Regions from separate parts of the Homo sapiens genome. Here region 2 is linked to region 1. A link is a loop called in an ENCODE intact Hi-C map of the cell type or tissue named here. Cell type or tissue: heart left ventricle. All regions are shown on one strand. Links, peaks and the distances in the headings refer to the core of each region. The heading gives the core; the rest is flanking DNA. Region 1 has its middle 56 kb from the start of LINC02082. Region 2 has its middle 41 kb from the start of MIR551B.

Evidence for each region. Peaks named below come from ENCODE experiments on the same cell type or tissue, not always from the same donor. Only the 100,000 strongest peaks of a DNase experiment are listed, where the experiment ranks them.
Region 2: a loop joins it to region 1, with 10 times the contacts of the local background. A loop is called at or near these places in 52 of 110 quality-filtered maps.

What each region holds. Positions count from the first base shown.
Region 1 is chr3:168,840,345-168,852,069 of GRCh38, reverse strand. No RefSeq gene overlaps it. Among named protein-coding and RNA genes, the nearest start is that of LINC02082, 56 kb to the left of the region's middle. In heart left ventricle, for the core only: a CTCF peak has its summit at 4,591 (motif pointing right); no DNase peak of the experiment used is centred there; H3K27me3 peaks cover 544 bases.
Region 2 is chr3:168,505,206-168,516,930 of GRCh38, reverse strand. It overlaps the pseudogene EGFEM1P. Among named protein-coding and RNA genes, the nearest start is that of MIR551B, 41 kb to the left of the region's middle. RefSeq lists an enhancer at 2,217-2,733. In heart left ventricle, for the core only: a CTCF peak has its summit at 5,341 (motif pointing left); no DNase peak of the experiment used is centred there; H3K27me3 peaks cover 678 bases.

The DNA of each region.
Region 1 (11,725 bases), core at 2,672-7,671:
TCCTGAGCAAAAGGAACAAAGGAGGAGGCATCACACTACGTGACTTCAAAATATACTACAAAGATATAGTAATCAAAATAGCATGGTAGTGGCATAAAAAGAGACATATAGACCAATGGAACAGAATAGAAACTCCAGATATAAATCCATGCATTTACAGTCAACTCATTTTTGCCAAACACACAAAGAAAACACTTTGAGGAAAAGACAGGCTCTTCAATGGATAGTGGTAGGAAAACTAGATAATCATGTGCAGAAGAATGGAACTATACCTCTATCTTTCACAATATACAAAAATCGACTTAAAGTGGATTAAAGGACTTAAATGTAATAAGACATGACACTATGAAACTATTACAAGAAAACACTGAAGAGGAGCTACAGGACATTGGGCTAAGCAAGGTTTTTGGGGGCAGGACCTCCACAGTGTAGACAACAAAAGCAAAAATAGACAAAGGAGATTGTATCAAGCAAAAAGCTTCTGTATAGCAAAGGAATCAACCAACAAATGGAAGAGACAATGCACAGCATGGGAGAAAATGTTTGTGAACTATCCTTTTGACAAGGGATAAACAACCAGAATATATATGAATCTCAAAAAAGCAAACAACCCCCCCCCCCCAGGAAATAAATAATCCAATTAAAAATGGACAAAAGATCTGAATAGTAATTTCTCAAAAGAAGACATAAAAATGGCCCATCGGTATATAAAAATTACACAACATTAATAATCAGGGAAATGCAAAGGGAAACCACAATGAGGTATCATCTCACCTCAGTTAAATTGGTTTTATCTGAAAGACAAGGAATAGCAGATGTTGGCAAGATTGTGGAGAAAGGAGAACCCTTGTACACTGTTGCTAGGAAGGTAGGTTAATATAGCTATCCTGGAAAATGACATGGGAGTTCTTAAAAATACAAAATATAGAACTACCATAGGATCCAGCAATCCCAATACTGGGTATATATCCAAAAGAAAGGAGATCAATATATTAGAGAGATAGCTACAGTTCCATGTTTATTGCAGCGCTATTCACAATAGCCAAAATATGGAATCAACCTATGAGGCCATCGATGGATACAGAACATGTGGTGTATTTACACAATGGAATATTATTCAGCCATAAAACAGAATGAAATCCTGTCATTTGCAGCAATATAAGTGGATGGAACTGGAAGTCATAATGTTAAGTGAAATAAGCCAGGCACAGAAAGACAAGTATCACATGTTCTCTCTCATATGTTGGAGGTAATAAAGGTGATCTTATGAAGATAAAGAGTAGATTGGTGGTTACCAGAGGCCATGAAGGGCCAGGGTTGGAGGAGAGGAAATAAAGTGAGGTTGATTTATATGAACAAAAATATGGTTAGATTATGGAAACAAGACCTGGTGTTTGATAAATCAGTAAGGTGACTAAACAATGATCTGCTGCATATTTCAAAATAGCTAGAGGATAATAATTATTTCCAGTATAAAGGAAAGACAAATGTTTAAGGAGACAGATATCCCACTTACCCTGATCTGATCAATATATATGACTGTATCAAGATATTACATATAACCTCAAAATATGTACTTCTTATGTATCAAATATTTAAGAAAATTTGAAAATTCTAAATTGAAAAAAGTTAAATAAAAAATTCTAGAAGTAAACAATTCATAAGTTTTTAATTGCATGCCATTCTTAGTGTGATGAAATCTGACACCCTCCCTTATCTTTCTGCTCTCTCCCACCTGGAACTTGAATCATCCCTTTGTTCAGAGTACTCACCCCATAGACTCTACCTGCTTGCTAGTCACTTAGTAGCCTCCTCAGTTTTCAGACTGACTGTGGCAGTATCACAATGCTTGTGTTCAAGTAACCCTTGTTTTAATTCATAATGACCCCAATGCACAAGAGTAGTTATGCTGGCATATTATTATAATTGTTCTATTTTATTTTTGTTGTTGTTAATATCTTACCATGCCTGTTTATAAATTAAACTTTATCATATGTATGTATGGATAGAACAAACATAATATATATAGGGTTTGGTACTATCTGTGGTTTCAGGCATCCACTGGGTATATTGAAACATATACATTAAGGGTAAGTGGGGACTACTGAATATGCATTTTTTTATGGGATACTCTTGAAACTCTAAAATCCATGAGGAAGGAAAGTAAAGGATCCCCATGTTCAGAATCCTAACCACAATGATATTCTATAGGTCAAGATAGTTGGGGCAGGAGGTCTTCATTAAATCTGGAAACAGTCTGAAAAACTAGCTTCTGTTGTGCCAAGGGATGGGGATGTATCCAGACATTGGCCCCGAGTGACCAGAATGATCTTCAGCTTGGTGTGTACATTGTAATTTAACCCAGAATTAGTTCTATCAATCTTAAATATATGATCAGCAGCACAGCCACTGAAATTTTACTAGATTTGGAAAGAAACCACAGAGAAAAACCAAGGTTCTATCTAAAGTTGTTCTTGAAGTCTTTCAGAAAACCTCCAACTTGCAATGATATAAGACGCACTTTCTGAATCTTGGACACAGTGAGGACAGTGAGGGTTAAGCTGCAGAGACCATGCCTTATGTAGAAAATTCTCTCAGTAACACCTGATCAATACTTATTCTTCTATTAGTTCAGCTGCTATTTATTAAGCACTCTTTCCATAGCCAGGGATAAAAACAATTAAAATCTGATTTTTGTTCCAATTGAGTGCCTAATTTTGTTCCTAATCTTGATATTTTTAAGTATTTTATATGTCCCTAAGAATAACCTACACTACAAGTAAGTCGTATATTCTCAATATTTTTATTCTGTATGTGCTGTGAAATTTGTAAGATCTTGAAAGATTTTTAAATGCTTTGAAAACATGTTTCATATTAGTAAAAATATCATACATTCTCTTCTATAAAGCATGGCACTTTAGAGATGTGCTTTTTGAATTCAGGCACCTTTCAGATTTTTTGCTTTTACTCAGTTTGAAGCTACTTCGTTACCAAATAAAATATTTCCCCCATGTTTTGAGATGCTAGGTTTCCATGCTGTGTATATAGTCAGTGCAATCACTACCAAAATACCAATGACATTCTTCAAAGAAACAGGAAAACAATCCTAAAATTTCTATGGAAGCACAAACAAGAAGGAGGAGAGTAGGAGGAGGAAGAGGAAGAGAAAGGATATGTATTTACACATACAAAGATGAAAAAGCATGGACACAAATCACTTCAATATCAGACATACATATGTTCATAAATGTATGCTGAGGTTGATAACCACAATTTTCCTTAACTGTTTACCCCAGAAACAAGATTCTGGAGGTCAGTAGATGGAATCAAACTGGCAGATATGTTTTCATTTATTTATTTATACATGCACGTAAACTTGAATTCATACTTTAAAATTTTGACATTTTACATAAAATTTATTCTTTCTGACTTTTCATATTATAAATATCAGAAGTCCTAGTAGCATGAGGCCAACCTTTGTGCATGACTACAGAAAACTGAGTTGGGAAGCAGTTTAGTGTCTGGCTGTAATGACAGGGCATGGAGTCTCCAATTCATACCATCCCACCATTCTTTAACATTCTTAAAGCCTGGGAGGCTTTCCAATTTGTAGCTTATATTTAGCGTATATATAAAAACTATATTTTTAGCTTATATTTAGCTTATATATAAAAACTATATTTTTAATGTCCGAAAAGTAGTCTTATATATAACATCCATTCATAATTGACTGTGTTCCAATAATCCCAAAAGGTTGAAAGATTTATTCCGAATTGGCTGTAGCAACTCTTTCAGGTGCAGTTAAATAGGGAAGAAAGAATGCTGATAGGGCAGTTGATGGGAACAGGAACCCCCCCAGATGACCTGCTTCTTCCTTCCCAGGGAGGGCTTCAGGGTGCTGGTCAACGAAACTGATAGGAAGCCCTGGGACCTTTGTCTTTCACTTCTCTGTGGATTTTTTTTTTTTAGGGGCCCGAAGCAGGTGGCTAAATTTAACACTATCTAGGGAAATGTGTGTTAATCTATCCTAAGAGAGATGTGATTGTCTTTAACAATCGTTCTCAAATTTTAACAAGCATCAGAATCACCTGGGAGGGCTTTTTAAAACAGATTACTGGGCCCCATTTCCAGAATTTCTTATTCAGTGCATGGGGTGGAGCTGAATAACTGGCATTTCTAATACGTTTCTCAAGAATGTTCATGCTGCCAGTCTAGGAACCGAGTTTGAGAAACACTTGCCTATTGACATCTGTAAGGAATTTTTTAGATTCTTCTGGACACTGTAAATGCTATATTTATTCAGAAAAGGTCAATGAAGGTAGCACCTGCTAGCAAAGCTCTTGATGGTATTCACTTGGCAGAAGCTGAATTCATGAAGAACTACAAATAATTATTAGCCTATACTACCACCTCTTACATTTCTGCCCCAGTCATACCTCCCATGAGAATCCATACACTATGTATAATATTGTAACAGAACAAACGACCAAGAAAAATAGAGAAAATACTTGAATCATCATTTTCTTTTTCGTAAGAGGCCATATCTTTGATTTTTTTAATTGGAAAGGATCTTTGAAACCACATGGTGGCAGTGTAATCACATGAGTGACAGTCTCATGGCGCCAGAGTTGAGTTTCTGAACCCACTATATATTAAGAGATAATTCTGAAAGCTAAGCATCTGCGATTTCGGCGTAAAAATTATTGGCCTGTAAAGTATAAATGACAAGTTGTAGTCATATGCCTCTACAAAAGGCTCAAAGCTTTCAATATTTTTACAATGCCTCGGACAGAATACATTTTTTCCCTTTGCTGTTTCATAGTCACAAGAACAAGCAACAGATCATTTCATGCATGAGCTATGTAACAAATTCAATCCAAAATAACTCATGCTTCAGTTTATTAAATTACTGTGATAGCAGATTCACTTCTACACTTTAATCATTTTTGATAAGTAAATTTATTTTTTTCTTTAGTATTGCTTAATTTTAGGTATTTGCATGCTCCATGTTTCTCACAACCAAGTAAAATTGAACTTCCTCAGATTTGATTACTAAAGTATCTACTTAGGTCCTTCCTTTCTAAAGTGAGGTTTTTAACGACAGCAATGAATCTTTGGCTGATTTTATTTTGGCTGGTTGACTATTAGTCTGTGCTGTAATCCAGATAGTTCCAATGTAATACAACATACACAGAATTCTTAGATGAACAGAGTGCGGTTCAAGTGCAGGGCATATTTAGCTCTTCCACTCCTTGTCATATAACAAAACATTCCACACCATTTGCAGAAATGGCAGTTTCCTGTAGGTAGGAGGGCTGGTTTAATATTAAACATTGAAAATTCTCCCTTATTTGCATTTTGATATAGTGCTTTTGGTCACCCAAGGAATAGAAACCATCAAATAAGATCTTTGCAAGTGCCAATAGCTATGGATGTCAACAGAAGAGAACAATTAATCCAGAAGCCTCCCTTGCAATAAAAGATTTCTCAGGTCCAGTTTGCTGACAAAATCTACCTTTTCCAAAGGTGATGGTTCTTCAAGACACCAGTACACAGACTTCAAAAGAAGAAGAAGAGGAAGAAAGAAGAAGAAGAAGGAGAAGGAGGAGGAGGAGGAAGAGGAGAAGGAGGAGAAGGAGAGTAGAAAGAAGAACAGAAGGAGGAGAAGGAGGAGGAAGAGCAGGAGGAGGAGAAGGAGGAGAAGGAGAGTAGAAAGAAGAACAGAAGGAGGAGAAGGAGGAGGAAGAGGAGGAGGAGGAAGAGGAGAAGGAGGAGGAGAAGGAGGAAGAGGAGGAGGAGGAGAAGGAGGAATAGGAGGAGGAGGAGAATGAGAAGAAGAGTAGGAAGGGAAAGAGGAGGAGGAGGAAGAGAAAAAGGAAGAGGAGAAGGTGGAGGAGAAAGAGGAGGAGGAGAAGAAGGACAGTAGGAAAAGGAAGAGAAAGAAGAGGAGGAGGAGGAAGAGAAGAAAGAGGAGAAGGAAGAGAAGGAGAAGAGTATATAGAGACAAGGAAAGAGGAGGAGGAAGAGGATAAGGAGGAGGAGAAGGAGAGTAGGAAGAGGGAGAGAAGAAGGAGGAGGAGGAGAAGGAAGAGGAGGAGAAGGAGAGTAGGAAGAGGAAGAGAAAGAGAAGGAGGAGGAGAAGGAGAAAGAGGAGAGTAGGAAGAAGAGGAGGAGGAGAAGAAGGAGGAGGAGAAAGAGGAGAAGGAGGAGGAGAAGGAGAGTAGGAAGAGGAAGAGAAGGAGGAGGAGAAGGAAGAGAGTAGGAAGAGGAAGAGAAGAAGGAGAAGGAAAGTAGGAAGAGGAAGAGAAGGAGAAGGAAAGTAGGAAGAGGAAGAGAAGGAGGAGGAGTGTAGCAAGAGGAAGAGAAGGAAGATGAGGAGGAGGAGTGTAGCAAGAGGAAGAGAAGGAAGATGAGGAGGAGGAGGAGAAGGAGCAGAAGGAGAAGGAGAGTAGGAAGAAGAATAGAAGTAGGTGGTGGAGGAAGAGGAGAAGAAGGAGGAGGAGAAGGAAGAGGAGAATGAGGAGGAGGAGGAAAAGGACGAGGAGAAGGAGGAGGAGGAGAGTAGGAAAAGGATGAGAAGGAGAAGAAGAGGGAATAGGAGAATGAGGAGGAGGAGGAAAAGGACGAGGAGATGGAGGAGGAGAATAGGAAGAGGACGAGAAGGAGGAGGAGTAGGAGGAGGATGGGAAGGAGGAGGAGAAGGAAGAGGAGAATGAGGAGGAGGAGGAAAAGGATGACGAGAAGGAGGAGGAGAGTAGGAAGAGGACGAGAAGGAGGAGGAGTAGGAGGAGAAGGAGGAGGAGAGTAGGAAGAGGAAGAGAAGGAGGAGAAGAAGGAGGAGGAGAAGGAGAGTAGGAAGATGAAGAGAAGGAGGAGGAGGAGAAGGAGAGTAGGAAGAGGAAGAGAAGGAGGAGGAGGAAGAGGAGAAGGAGGAGGAGAAGGAGATGGAAATGGAGAAGGAGGAGGAGAAGAAGGAGACTAGGAAGAGGAAGAGAAGGAGGAGAAGAGGAGGAAGAGGAAGAAGTGGAAGAAGGAGCGACACAAAATGTCCCTATACAACTTTCCGAATATATGCAGACTTCTCACACCACCACAAGCATTCAATTCTGATTCTGGCTGCTGAACTTACATTCTAGATCAAAGGTTTCCTAAGGGTATTTTGAATGAGACACAATACTCTCTGGGAGTATACCATCACAGAAATTTCCCCAAATGCAGGGATCTGAGGGGGAAGGCACATTAACCTAGAAAAAGATAAGATGTAAGATCTAAAATCATCCTTCTAAATGCAGACTAGAAAAGTCATTAAAACGTTTTTTTGAAGATGCAGCTATTGCTCTAATATGGATTCCATGTGCTGCACTTTATTGCCACGTGTGCTAGGTGGAATGGGAGCTCAGAGAGCCTGTCAGAGCAGTAGTGCTTCACAGTACAGCAACAGCATCTACAGTTTCATAGGTTACAACTCCCCAGGTCCTCATTGCAATTGATGGGCTGCACACAGTGTTCAGAATTTCTTATTTGTCCCACATCATTCACGTTTTTCACCTGCTCTCCTAGTTATTCCGTACTCAGTCTGCTTGTTGCATATAGGTGCTCAAATTTCATTCTCTTCCAAAACTCAAAATTAAATATTTTAAAGGATGGATATTAAAATACGGAAATATTACACTCTGCAAAAAATTAATGTCATGCCTACATTCAGCCATATACAGATTCAAGCCTATATGAGATAGATATTATTATTCTCATTTTGGATATAAAGAAATTGAGTCTTAAGAAAGGTCAAGTAACTTTTCCAAGATGACACAGTCACTAAGTGGCAGGGCTGGGATTCCTATGTAGATAGGTCTAATAACTTTAAATCTCACATTCTTAATCACTAACAGGGTTTGAAGCACTTCTCAGTTGCTACACTTCCCACCTTCCAAACAGTTATTCTTTTTCTTCTACATACTGTATCCATATGAAAAAGTTATTTCAATATTCAAGCAACTTTTCCTAAAGAGAAACAAATAATCTATATTTTTTGTCCCAGTATATATAACACACAGTCTACAAAAAGTAGGTTCTTTCTCCATGTAAATGCTACTTATTTTTAATACTGACACGTATGTTAACATTTAAAGAACATTCCATGTAATATTTATTTGCTTAATATATTAGCAATATGATGTTAGACAGTTACAACTTTATCAAAGTGTAATTACTGGGATTACTATACGAGCTATAATTCTTTTTGACAATTCAATCAGGCTTCAAAATTTCAAAAGAAGTTTAACTTGCCTCATTGATTGATTTATTCATTATTTATACCTTGTCTACTTCAAAAAAAGATTTAAAATAACTCTCACACACACAAAAGAGACCCATAAAATAGAATCGTTAAAGCAAGGATGAAAGAACAATTGTCATGCAATAAAAGGGACAAGAGAGTTATGCCAGAAACCTTAGGTTAAAGAAAATTACTGTGATCAGGCATGCTTTAGCTGTGAGTTCCTAGATATCAAAACAAAAACAAATGAACAAATTAAAATATAGTTCCTTAAAATAAAAATACTATTTTTTTTAGAAAAGACACATATCTTTGTACAGTTAAATGTAAAATGTTTTGACTTGTATGTGGTAAGAGGTAGAAGTCAAGATTAATATTTTTTCTTTATGAATATTCAATGAACCCAGCACCATTTATAGAATATATCCACTTAATGTACTCACTGTACTGTAGGGTTTTCCCTGTCGTAAACCAATTGATCTATATAAGTAGGTCATTTTCTGGACTTTTTATTACGTTTCAGTGTTCTCTTTATTCACATTTGAACCAATAATATATTATGTTAATTACTATAGCGTTATCTAGCATTGAAAGTTGTCAGCTCTGTTCTTACTCTTCAAGATTTCTTGGCTCTTCTTGGATCTTTTCTTTTTCATACTTTTTAGCATAAGTTTATTGATTCAAAATGCTGTAGAAATCTTAATTATGATTGAGTTAGAACTATACATCATTCCCAATCCATGGCCATGGTATATGCCTCTATTTTTTTAGGTCTTCTGTAATTTCTCTCAATAATATTTTGAGGTTTTAATTAGAGGCATTATACATCTTGCATCTAATTTGGTTTTTGATATTTTATAGGTCTCTAATATGATTATAAATGTCTTTTAAAAATTCATTTTTGTTTCTGATGTACAGAAATACAATTAGTCTATTTATTGACATAGTACCTAGTGACCTTGCTAAAGTTACTTATTAGTTCTAATAGTATATACCTTCTTTTAGATTTCCTAGACAAATAATCATGTCATCTAGGAATAATAGCAGTTTAATATGTTTATTTCCAGTAAGTCTTTTTCTTAACTTATTAGGCTAGACTGGACCTCCAGTGAAATATTGAAAGTTGGTGAAAGCAGCATCCTTGTCTTGTTTTCCTGACCTCAGAGGATGCTTTCAGCATTTTGCCACCAAGTATAATCTTTGCTATATGTATGTTTATAGATTGTCTTTAAAAATCAGATTTAAGAAGTTCTCTTTATTTCTTCATTTGCAAAATAAAGTGTGTATAAGTGTGGGTGTGTTTCATTGTAATGAATGTTGAATTTTGTCACACACCTGTTTTCATGCAAATATACTCACAACAGACAAAGCAAGGCAAAAGGAATCCTGAAGACATAAGATATGTAGGCAGAATAATTTATAAACGGTATTATTCTGAAACTGCCCAAGAGGCATCAGTAAGTCTTTAAAGGTCCCTTATGATCACTGTTATAAGCACTGCTGGAAATAACATACAGCAGTAATAAACCATGGGTAGCTACAGAGGCAGGCATACCATTTACTTTACCAAACGGGGTTTATTTTTCCTCTGCAGTATCCTCTTAATAATATGAGCCCCAAAGTGAAGTCTGTGTCTAGATTTATGAAGTAAGTAAAAATAGGGAGGGCCCAGCTCTTCATGCACACCAGAAGCTCTGTAATCATGCAACAGCTTGCTAGGCAGAGGATGTGGCTACACCTCTGTTTTCCACACATTAGCTAGGCCTGTTGGTGCTCATTAAATTCTTAATGAAGATGACAACACCACAACTGATGGAGGATTATAAATGCAGCTACCCCAGATGTAAAATTATCAGCCAGATTTTGAGCCCTCTATTGCTGAGCCTATGGAATTTTTATCAGAACCACCACATAAAAAGATGCATACATATGCCTGTTAACATCCTCACCTAGATTTCCCTTCCACTGTATAACTAGTTGGCTCCAGTAAGGCAGGTAACATCTCCTGCTCTGGGTAGTGACCTTTGGAATAATCAGCAACTTCAGTAAACAACCATAAGGTGGTACCTCAGAGTGCTAAAGAATAACAGGGATGCTGGCATGCTGGCAGAAGTGAAGTAGGAAATGTGCATGCACACACATATGTGCATATATATATACATATACATATGTGTATACATTTAAATCCATATATACATGCATATACATACATTTATAAACACACACATGAAAGAAAACAAGAAGAAACACTTTGAGAACATGCTGTTTAAGAAATCAAGACTCCACTGCATAGGTAAAATATATCTATATTAAGCCAAATGTTGCAGAAATGTATTAACCAATACAGAACATCAATACAGAACATCATTATGAAGCTGTCTAGTTATTTTTCTTTCTTTCTTTTATTTTTTTTCCTGAGATGGAGTTTCACTCTTGTCGCACAGTCTAGAGTGCAATGGCACAATCTCGGCTTACTGCAACCTCCGCCTCCCGGGTTCAAGCAATTCTCCTGCCTCAGCCTCCCAAGTAGCTGGGATTACAGGTGCCCACCACCACGCCCAGCTAATTTTTGTATTTTTAGTAGAGATGGGGTTTCACCACATTGGCCAGGCTGGTCTGAAACTCCTGACCTCTGGTGATCCACCCATCTTGGCCTCCCCAAATGCTGGGATTACAGGAGTGAGCCACTGCGCCTGGCCTGTCTAGTTATTTTTCTTAAATGCTGTTGTAATAGATAACTTCACAGAGGGTTAGAGCTTATTCAAAACTTCAAAACCTCACATCTCGCTTTTGAGCTGTGGTGCTTACCATGAGTGAGCTGGTGTGATCTAGTATAGGAGGGAACCTCAGTATTGCCCCTCCTAATCCGGAAAAGCAATTGGGGTTGATTGTAAAACTGACCCCAATTCTGTACCCAGACATGTATCTTTTCTCTTTATAACGTGACTTTCAACTCCTGCCTTGAAGTGGCGGACTTTATTTCCTCACCTCTTGAATCTGGGCTAGGAGTGTGACTTGCTTTGGCCAAAAGACTGCAGCAAGAAGTGATGATGTGCCAGTTCTGAGACTAGGCCTTAAGACTAGCCAGCCACATCTTGGACCAGCCAGGCCCAGCTGACCTGCCAGCTGACCACAGACATATGAGAGTCCAGAGTCTGGCCTAGACCAGCACAGCTGCCCAGTTTATTCAAGGATTCATGAAAAATAATAGTTTGTGTTTTATGTCATTAAATTTGCGGACAATGTGTGATACACAGCAATAGCTCCACAATTTTGCTCAACATTATAGTGAATAAGTTACCTACCTAAGAAAAGGATATTTTGGGGTGTTAGATTATAGCCACCATTAACACTTTTGCTATCTCATGTGAGGTACAGTCCTTAGTACTCCATACAATTACTGTAACTAATGGCTTTAGGAATCCATATTTCTGGTATAACACTTTACTT
Region 2 (11,725 bases), core at 2,691-7,690, 340 kb after region 1:
GATGCAGCAGCTTTAAGCTTTAAACTTTAGAATATCCTCTATGGTTTTCTGGATAAAGACTGAAAATATTCTAAGTTTCTAAATGTGTCATACATGTACAGTTTCTGCTGACCATCTTGGACTGAAATAATAATTAAAATAACCCCATATATGTTCATTTTGTCACTATGATTATCAGGTAGGTCAGTTCTCATTTTAACTTTCACTCCAATCAAACATCTGAGCCATGGCAAGGATGAAGTTGCCTCCTGAAAGCAATCTGGGAGTATTCCTGTGATGCCAGAACCTCAAACCTCCCAAGTTTGGAAACTCATTCTTGCTTCTACCCACAGAGGGGGACTATTGTTAACAGTGAAAGTCACTTTACAGGTCTCAAATGGACTTAACTCATTTAACAAATTATTCTTTGCTGTGTTTTGGGGCCTTTGTAGTAGTAATATAAGCACAGTGTCAAGGAGAAAAAGAGAAGGAGCCAGGAGAAGCTTCAGATTTGGGCATGGACAGTTGTAGTGGCATTTAGGGAAGGTTCCCTAGAGGAGACCATGTCTGAGACTGACTTTATATCACAAGGGAAATATGCTGTCAGATATTGAGGTTGTCCAAATTATTAGAGTTATGTTAGAATAAAAACTCAGAGAATGTCCACATTATAAGGATATTTAGAGACCATCCATTTCATTTCTTAATTTAATAGATTCATAAAATATTCAACAAAAACTGTCAGTCATACTACTACATCAGCTGATTCAACTCACTTGGCATACATGTTATCCTAAGTAGTCTGTCATTCATTCTCAACTAATATCATTTCATTCTCCTTCCCATATTAGTTGGCTTTAGAATATGACAGTTTTTTAGGGAGAGGGGCAAAAGAGAATATTAGAGGACATGAAGAGATCACCTTGTCTAAATAATAAAGAAATTTGATATATCTCTGTATGATTTATTATATCAGAGATTAAACTCACAAAGCAATAATTACATATTAAGAAAAATTCATAGCCCATAAAGCCAGACTGATGAAATACAACTGAGATTGGTAAAAATCAATTTAAATGATTATATGAATCCCCAACAATATAGAAATAAATTATATTTAATAAATAGTGTTGGGCCAATGTGATAGCAGTATGGAAAAAATTACCTTAGAGTCATTTCTCATACCCCAAATTGTACTGTATTCCAGCTGAGTGAGAGTAAAACGTTTTATTAAAAACTAGAGAATAAAGAACAGGTCTTCTCCAGCGGTGGAGAGGAGATAAATTCCTGATACTAAAGAAATGGAGTGATTAGGATCTGAACAGAGACAAGATGGATAAGTACAGATATGGAAAACTAAAGCATCCAAACTGTAACATGTAAAAAAAAAAAAAAAGCAACATGAGACCATGCAATAAATACATCATTAAAATATACTGTTATATACATACATATATATAGTACATATATACATATGGATGTATATACACACACATCTATTTTTGCTTCCTGTTTTTGTGACTATTCTCTGTTAGGCCTAGAGGTCTTAGTTCCCAAGGGAAGAATGCTTCCATGAGGAGACCCAGCAATGATTCCACTGAACTGGAAGTTAAGACTGCTGCCTGGCCACTCTGTACTCTTCCTGCCTTTGAATTAACAGACAAAGAAGAGAGTTGACAAGGGGGATTGATCCTGACTATAAAAAGGAAATTGGACTATTAATCCACAATGGAGATAAGGAAGAGTATGTCTGGAATACAGGAGATCCTCTAGGGCCTTTCTTAGTATTACTATGCCTTATAATTAAAGCCAATGGAAAAACACAGCAATCTCATTCAAGCAGGACTAGTAATGGCTCAGACCCTCTAGGAATGAAGATTTGGGTTTACCGCACGAGGGTACTTTCTGAAGGCAAAGGGAATACAGAATAGTTTGGAAAACGGTCGTTATAAATACCAGTGACCAGTAACAGAAGCCAGGAATGTAATTGTCATGAGTATTTCCTCCTTATTTTGCCATGAATGCATTTGTATGCCAGATATATAAGAGATATACGAGAGGAAAGGAAGTAAAAATGTTTTCTTTCCTCTCTTGTTCCCCCATCAACTAAAATATGATTTATTGAATTTATATTATAGTATTTTAGTACTCTTAATTTTCTATAATAGTCTTTAAGTCATAGGATATCAAACAAAGAGTAAACACCATTCAAGTACTTTACTTTCTCATCTAGGAATCGAATTTTCAGTTGTATTCAGGATAGTTGTGTCATGTTAGACAGAATATAGCCTTGTTGTCATATTTCAAAGATTAGGTATGGTTTAAGAAGATCTGTATGGGTGCCTAGTTGATGAAAGGTGGACTTGTGATAACTAATTTTATGTGTGAATTTGACAAATCTCTCAGCTTAAACAATTTCTGGGTGTGTCTGTGAGGGTGCTTCAGGATGAGATTAGCATTTGAATTGGTGGACTCAGTAAAGTGGATTGCCCTTCCTAAAGCAGGTGGCATCATCCAATCCACTGAGAGCCTCAACAGCACAGAAGGTAGAGGAAGGAGGAAGTCACCCCTTTTTGCTTCCTGCCTGGTTGAAATGTAACATCTCATCATCAACCCTGGGACTGGGAATTACACTATCACCTCCCCTGGTTCTCAGGCCTTTGGGATGGGACTAAATTGTACCACTGGCATTCCTGGGTGTCCAGGTTCCAGTGATTACATTATGGAACTTCTCAGCCTCCATAATCACATAAGCCAATGCCTCATAATAAATCTCCTTTTGTAATAACTTACTGATTCTGTTTCTCTGGAGAATCCTGACCAATACACACACTGACATAACCAAAGCAACAGTCAGGCAGCACTTTGCAGAGGCTGCTGCCCCCTTCACTTTGCAGAGGCTGCTGCCCCCTTTCTCTGGTGCCTGGCCCTCCAGGTTGTTGTTGCTCCCACTACCATCTGTTGTCAAACACCTAGTCAGTTACACTCACTTATTTTGCCAGTTTGGAAAACTAGGAAAAGCCCATTTATTCGGAATTTGAGTTTGGGATCTATGATTTCTCTATTACTGAAGTCATTAAAAAGTTGTTTGTTCTTTCTAAAAGGCAATCTGGAAATATTTAACAAGAGTTGAAAAGCTATTAGTATTATTTTATATAATAATTTCACTTTAGGGATTTTATTTCAAAGAGAACCAACATGTACCCACTCCCCCCTTAAAAAAATTTACTCATAATAGAGAAAAAAGCAGGAAAAATGTAAATACCCAACAGCACAGAAATATCCAGGTAAACTAAGACACAACAACAGAAGAAACTTCTACGTAGCTATAACAAATGAAAGTAGGTTAGGTGCCTAGTTTGATGAGAATGCACAAAAACAGTTAATGAGAAAAGTTACAACAAGTAAGAAAAACTCCTTAAAGGTCTAGGGATATACAGACAGAGATACGAAGTGAATGTGAAGTGATGTTGACTGAGTTCAATATGTATGAAATATGTTTCACATAAAGGTGTTTAAATCATAATAAAAATGTCTAAAAGGAGGCTATACCTGTGTGCAGCTCCTTATGTTCGTTTGGGGGATTGACCCACATAATTTAAAAAGGTAGTTTTGACTACTTGTTTCTTGAAGACACCCCTTTTAGAGTCCACATAATCCTTTTTGTTTGTTTCTTTTCACTATTTCCACAGCCTGAGAATCAAAAACTTCTTCCCTTCATCAAATCAAAATCTCTTGAGTTTGTTGAAAATGTGTCTTCTCAATTCCTTTAAAATTGGAAAAGATGCAATAACCAATCTACATTCATGTAAAGATATTGCTTATCTTAGAAGCCAGTAACCAAATTCCAATATTCAATGTCTTTACAAGTCAGGGAAGCAGGGGTATATAATGGTTCAAGGCACAGGCTTTGGAACAAGACACACCTGGGTTTAAATCCTGCCTCCAAATCCAAGCCACTTAGCCTTTCTGATTCTCAGCTATCCTGTGTGTTAACAAAGGGGATAATGTTTTTTGTTTCATTAGGAATGTTAGGAATGTAAAGGATCTAATAATTCTGAATTGCTTGGTGTAGCATGTAACCCATAACAAGTTATTATGGCAGTAGTGGTTATTTTTATCAAATCATTCAAGCCGTAGCCTTGCTTTCCTATGAATATTCTGATAAGTCTTAGTTTTCTTACTACAATAATTCTTTTGTCTTCTTAGGGCCTTCTCTAGATTTTTCTTTTTTCCTCCTGCTTTCAAAGGGTGACTTTCACGATAGGGTGGCAAGCATTCTGTAATATTAGCGTCCAACACTGTTAGCATTCTGAAAAGTGAGGCAAAGATTCCATAATAATAACTGTTATGATGAAGGTATGAAAGACCTTAACTTTCAGGAATCTGTTTTACAGAAATGATAAATATTCTAAAGTCTGACTCTGAAGTGGGCTAAAAGAAAATCTAGACCCTGGAAACCATGGTATAACCAGAATTTTTAAATAGATCTTTATCATCACATTAACAAATCAAGTAGGCTATAATTTTGTCCACATACATTCTTTACCTTCTAAGTATTTGGAAAGAAAAGTAACTAGAAAATATAATGTGATATAAAAATATAAGTGCAAAATTATCAATTAAATTTATGTATTTACTTACCATTTATCAAATTCCTGTTTTTAGTGAACTCACAGTAGCCTAACATTTTTTCTTTAATGTTTTAATAAGTAACATACATTACTTTTGCATATGAACTTAAAAATCATTTGATAGATCAATTTTTTCTGTATTAAGAAAAATTAAATGATTATAAAGACTCCAATTGACATTAACTTCCAGTGACTAGAAGAGAGTTGTGACATCTCGTATCACTAACAAGGGTAAGAAGACCCAAGGCCCTTTGGAGGTAAACTTGCTTCTTACATCAAAATGGAAGTATTGGAAGTATCATAGAGATTTTCCCTAAAATTGAAAGGCATGTCCACTTAAATTTTAAAATAATGATAAAAACAACAATGGAGACATTCTGGTTCTTTTCAGTTAATCTTCAGTTTTGTTTGGAGATTTTAACAGAAAATTTTTAGAAGATTAATTTAAGTTTTGTTAGATTTGTGACTGGGAGTAGGGGTGAGTGTTTCCTCCCAAAACAGTGTACTCACCGACAGAGACTTACAGGAGGTAAAATACACTCATTACTACTAAGAGTCAGAAACATGATCGAACACTTAAAAAATATGTGAAACCAGGTATATTTGATACACAAACTAACAACATATTTGTTCTGTGACTGAGTAAAAAATAAAAAGTGACAAAATTTATTTTTGGCAATTGAAAAAAGAAGAGGGAGAATGAGTGCCATCTTGTGGAGAGACCTACACCTACCACGTCCAAGTTCTCTGCCCTAAGCTTTGATTTCTTTTTTTCCATACAAAGCCCATCAAAGTACAAAGATTTTTCCAGACAGACTTTCCTTTGTCTCTACCTACCCTTCTCTTTTCTTCATATAAAGGAAATGCTTTATTTTGTCCAATGGATAGTGCATTGTGAGCTGGGTCAAGGCAAAGGAATACCCCAGGAAAAATCAATACTGTGTCTGACCATTTTAAGGAAGAATTATTCAGAGGGATGTAAAGACATTTTACAATCTAGTATACAATTACCAAAGGAGCAATATTCATTTGAAAAAGGACTGTTCATAAAGGTGAGCAAATAACTTATACACGTGACAATCTGGGTCCCTCAAGAATCTCATCTGTCCTATCACCAGAGAAATTGAGGCAGATTTAGCATTTCCATTTCATAATCATGGGTTCATCAAATAGATGTATTCAAAGCCCCATTCATTTAGCTTGTATTGGCCATATTTAACCTGACGGCTCCATTAGAAAGGAGTTTACTTTGAGTATAAAAGATCATCTGCTAAATCACATAGAAATAATAACTATTTGATTATACTGGTGATAATACTAATGATAATAATAGCAACTATGGTTTATTGAGTACATCGTGACAGGTGATTGAGAGATTATAAGGACCTTCTTAACAACCTTGCAAGATAAATATTACATTATTTTACAATTAAGGAAGTTGAATCTCAGAGAAGTTAGGCAAATTGCTCAAGATCAGAAAGCTAGAAGGAGCAAAGTTGGTTGCAATTTAAATTAAAGGTCAAGACTTTCCTTGACACCAAGTTTACTTTCAGGTCTGAAATTTTTGAGACTTCAGAAGTAACTTCAGTCACAAACATACCATTTTGAAAAATGAAAGCCTTCCAAAATATGGCCTTAAATCCCATTTTAATTATTCTGGCTATGTGCCACTTTCCCAACATCCCAGCCAGGACTAGGATTATGAAAATCACTGTATGCTCCACTGAAAAACAGTTTCATTAGCATAGAATTCAATCTCGTTGTTCTTTGGCAGGAGACAAAAATTACCCTCAATTGTAAAAGCTTGTTAACTAAAGAATGCTTTTCAGTTAACTATATCTTTTCAGCATTCAATAAATGGTAGTTAACTATGAACCATAAAATGATTCAATATTAACCCCTACCTCAAAGCAGAATTTTCCATGTTTCAAATTCTGTATCTGATCATGAAACTATTTTTCATAAGAACAGAAATACCTATATATTAAAATATATATATAAAATTAATTTTCAGTAACAAATTGAAAATGTATAATTCTAGTTCTTTCACCTTTGCTGAAAATATATGTGAAGCCTTGTTTTTGTGGTTGTCATTGTGTCTTTTTTTACATGTGCAATCATCTACCTTAGCAATTTTTAATAATAGAGCACAGTTAGGTAATTAGCATAGGAAATTATTAAAATTATAAATATTATTTATAGCAACAGCATATTTTCTGTTGTTTCTTTACACCAAAGCAAGATAGAAGGATCTCCTTTGAAAAAAAAAAATCTGTAGATACCAGGAAAATGTTAAATTTTGTCTCAAGGTATAGATACCAATACAGACAAATTAGATAATACATTTTTTTAAATTCACACTCTTTTTATTTTATAGTTTTGACCATTTAAACAATTTATTCAGGAATTTCCTGGTGCTTCTTTTTCTCATCTGATTGGCATAGTGATCTTTAACATTTTAGAGTACTGGTTTTCAACTGGTGAGTTACAGACCACTGTAGATATGTGGAATGATTTGTAAGGAATCTAGAATTCCAGTGTGTGAATGTATTTGATAGGTTGGATATATGGTAGGTTATACACTCTAATACATAAACCATACATAGGTAGATACAAATGTTTATAAAATGCATGTTGTTGTTTTAATACAGTGGAAATTCATTTTAAGGTGTATTAGCCTCATCATCATTATTCTGCATATTTTTAGTTAACTACGATTAAACATACAACTATCACAGATGGAGTCAGGTTGAGAAACACTGTACAGGGATGACAGATTTTCTTTTTCCTTGGTGGATATCATTTCAATGTCACCTAGAAAAAGCAAACACATCAGGCTGCCCAGGTATAACTTGATAAAAATAAAAGAGAACAGAAAGAAATGTCATGTATCACCAACTAGAGTGGCACTGCCTCATTTTCTTTTCTATTTCTTCTTCTGAGATGACTCTAAGATCCAGCCAGCTCAAATATCACAATCTAGCTAGTCAAATGTGGTAGTAGTCATTATGGATTAAAATACTCAAGGACTAAGTAGTCCCAATATTTTTTCCATTGCCTTCACACAATGCCCCAAATTAATATTTGGAAGCATTTTAAAATAAAAAAAGAAAAACACCCATATTATCCCCAACTTTTTTCTCCTTCACCCTTTTTGTGAAATCATGGACTTTCAGTTGTTTTCTCCCATTATTCAGGAAGTGATCAGTGAGAAAGTGCCAGAAGAACCAGAGCAGCGGCCACAGTTTGGTTCCGGCAGGAAGGCATAACTGAGCAGCCTGGGCATTTTCAACCAAGGTGCAGAGACCACTGTGCCTTCCTGCTACCATGTGAAACTTCAAAAAGAATCATTTCAACGTAAAAGTTCAGTTGGTGGCTCTGTAGTGAAATAAATTATTTCAGCTGTTACATTTTTGAAGTTACTCTATCAGAATTTTAAATTCTTTTCCATACATCCCCTAAGGGCATGTGAGCTGAACCAAGCCTTCTTTCTGTTTTATGATTTCTAGGCTGACAGGAGTTCACAGCAAAAATAACTTCCGAACATCAATCAAGCTCTGTCCGTCTGCTCTTTCATTCGACATCCTTCGTTTTCATTGTGATAATTTACTCTTTTTACATTTAAAACATGACACCCAATACAAATCACTCATTAAGAAGTTCATACGCAATGCAAACCTTATGAAATGTAGAAAATAGTAGAAACTGGAGGAAAAAAATGAAAGAGCGTAATATACATTCAGTGGAATTATCTCTTATTGTACTTAAAGGGAATAAATACAATTCCAGGATGCTTTTGTACTCTTATTTTAAATAAAGTAAATAAAATGTCTTTAACCAATGTGAAAGGGAGAGAGGAGCCATATTACCAAACAGAATGATCTGGCATAAAAATGGAAAATACTAGGCCGGGTGCAGATGCTCATGCCTGTAATCCCAGCACTTTGGGAGGCCGAGGCGGGTGGATCACCTGAGGTTGGGAATTTGACACCAGCCTGACCAACATGGAGAAACCCCATCTCTACTAAAAGTACAAAATTAGCCAGGCGTGATGGCGCATGCCTGTAATCCCAGCTGCTCAGGAGGCTGAGGCAGGAGAATTGCTTGAACCCGGGAGGCGGAGGTTGCGGTGAGCTGAGATCGTGCCATTGCACTCCAGCCTGGGCAACAAGAGTGAAACTCCATCTCAAAAAAAAAAAAAAAAAAAAAAGGAAAGGAAGAATGTCATAATCTTCTTAAGATTTTCCTAGGTATTTCATAAAATTCCTTAATCTGAAACTTTGGTAGAGAGCCAAAGTGAAGTGGTTACTTCTTGAAACAAAATATTTATCAAACTTCAGGTTGTAACCCATTACTGGGTTATAAAATCAAACTAATGGCATAAGTTAATAAAATGAAATAGAATAAGACAGATCAGAAAATATAGGAGGACATTGCACATAGCAAAGGTAAAATTTGGCGCTTTTTTCCAGCTAAGAATGTGTGTGTGCTAGCTAGCAATATAAAATGCAATATTTACTATGTAACAGATCAAAATGTTTGAAAACTGCACTAGTATATTTTACATCATCATAAAGGTACATAGCAAGCCAGGTTATAGTGACAAAACAATATCTACACCTTCTCTGTCTATACTCAGAAGATAATGATTTGCAAGGTGTTTGGAAATCCTTCTATACCAATATCATTGTAAATCTTGCATAGTGTATATTACTGAATCCAAAGAAAATGTGCAAAACCCAGCCAGGCACTTTAAGAAACAGATTAGTTAAGAATCTTAACTCTTTACTCTTATTTTAGCTAATATATCTCTGGTTATTAAAATATAAATCAGTGTTGCCAACAGACTTAATTAAGATCACATTTGATATGAAAAGGAAAACACAGCATGTTTTCATGGCCACAAGCACACTTCCCATCTTTGTACATTCTCAACAATAGTTAGAGGGTTTCCATTCATCAAAAAGTCTTAACAATCTGCACTGGGAGCCAGTTAACAATCACCAGACCACCCATGTTTCTCAACATGCATGGAATCTAAATTATTCTAGTTTTTAACAAAATATTTGGTTTAATAATGACAATGATGAAAAATAATATGATATGCAGCAAAATTAATAATGGCAACATTTGTTGGGTACAGCCACATTTATAATGCCTGTAACACTAGGGACTATAAATATATCCCATTTAATTTTCGAAACAACACTGTTTAGCAAACTCTATACCTTATATTATATGAAAAAAATGCTCAGAAAAATTTAATAATTAGTGGGAATGTTTCAGGATTTAAACTCAAAAGCCAATGTTCATCTCATTACCTCTTAGGAAAATGAGAACTAACTTAGAAGCTGTTCCTTCCTATAGATTAATATTCTAGGTTTCTTAGTATCTTAGGGGGAAAAGAAGAAAAGAAGGAATAAGGGAGGGAGGGAGGGAGGGAGAGGGAGGGAAGGAGAGGAAAGGAGAGAGAAAGCAAGAAAGATGTACGATTTTATGAAACTATGGTGAAATGTCAGAACCTGAGGGTATGTATTTTTTATAATCACTAATAAAACAATGAATATGTAATCTTTATTTGCTATAGCTCTATTTCAAATATGGATCTTGGTAAATGATAAGTAACTACAAATATTCACAAAACAATAAAATGTTCATTCATAATTATCTTCCAGAAGAGAAAACAGAAGAAAAAAGTGAGGGGAGAAAATGGTTAAGGAGGAAGGGAAACTGCAGGTCAAAAAGCTTTCTCAACAGTGTTGAGAAGGGACTGAGAACCCCACCAGCTATTTTCATCCCAGACCTCTAGCACTCACATGGCCTGAGCTATGATTAGTAGAGCTATTCCTCTACATTCAAGCTTTAATTCATGTGGATGAAGAGGTAAAAGGTAGCCTGGTATGAAGGAGATTGTGTTGGCTGAGAGGTGAAATCAATCTGGGTTCACAATCGGTTGTACTTTTCTCTGGCCGTGGGACTTCAGGAAAGTTAATTGAGTATGAATTAAATGCAGAAATTTTTGAGGAAGTGCCTAGATAATTGTTTGGCATTTAAACACTCACAAACTGGTAGCTTTTATTAATTAAAAGAGAGTTAATAGATAATTTAAATCATTAAAAAGATTTACTAACTCAAAAGCTGTTCCTATATATTAATATTCTAGGTTTCTTAGTGCCTTAGGGAAAAAAGAAGGAAAGAAGGAAGGAAAGAAAGAAGGAATAAAGAAAGGGAGGGAGGGAGGGAGGATGGAAGAAAATGTATTAACTCCTAATATCTAATCTAAAGATTAGTTGATTGCAACCTACCAAACAGCATTTTCCACAGTTTTCTTATCCCTACCTCACTGTCATTATATTTGCCAGTCTAAGTACCTCCTATATTATGGTTTTCCTAATATTTTTTCTTTAAAACAACATTAGTTTTACTTGCATAATTGTTTTTATCATAAATAGGAAACCAGGCATAAAATGTGAAAGATATTTTTTAAAAGAAATATGTAACCATGAAAATAAAAAACAAATTGTTCATCCACATTAATGCTGTAAATCATAAAGAGCCATACTTGAGGAAATTCTATTTGGCAGATTCAGGGAGAAAAGCCATGAATGCAGTAGAAAAACATAGTTTATTTCAACAAATACTGGAACCACCGGATATACAGTCATACCTTGCTTTATTGCATTTTGCTTTATTGTGCTTCACAGATACTGTATTTTTTACAAATTGAAGATTGAAGATTCATGGCAACCCTGCGTCAAGCAAGTCTATGGGTGTTAGTTTTTCAACTACATGTGCTCACATTGTGTCACATTTTGTTAATTCTCATAATATTTCAAACTTTTTCATTATTATTATATCTGTTACAGTGATCTGTGATCAGTGATCTTTAATGTTACTATTGTAATTGTTTTGGAGCAACACAAACTATGCCCATATAAGGTGGTGAATTTCATCAACAAATGTGGTATGTGTGTTCCAATCACTCTATTGACTTGTTGTTCCCCTTTTTCTTTTCCTTTCCTCAGGCCTCCATATCCCCTGAGACCCAGCAATATTGAAATTGGGCCAACTAATAATCCTACATTTAAGTGAATGTAGGATTAAACATTTAA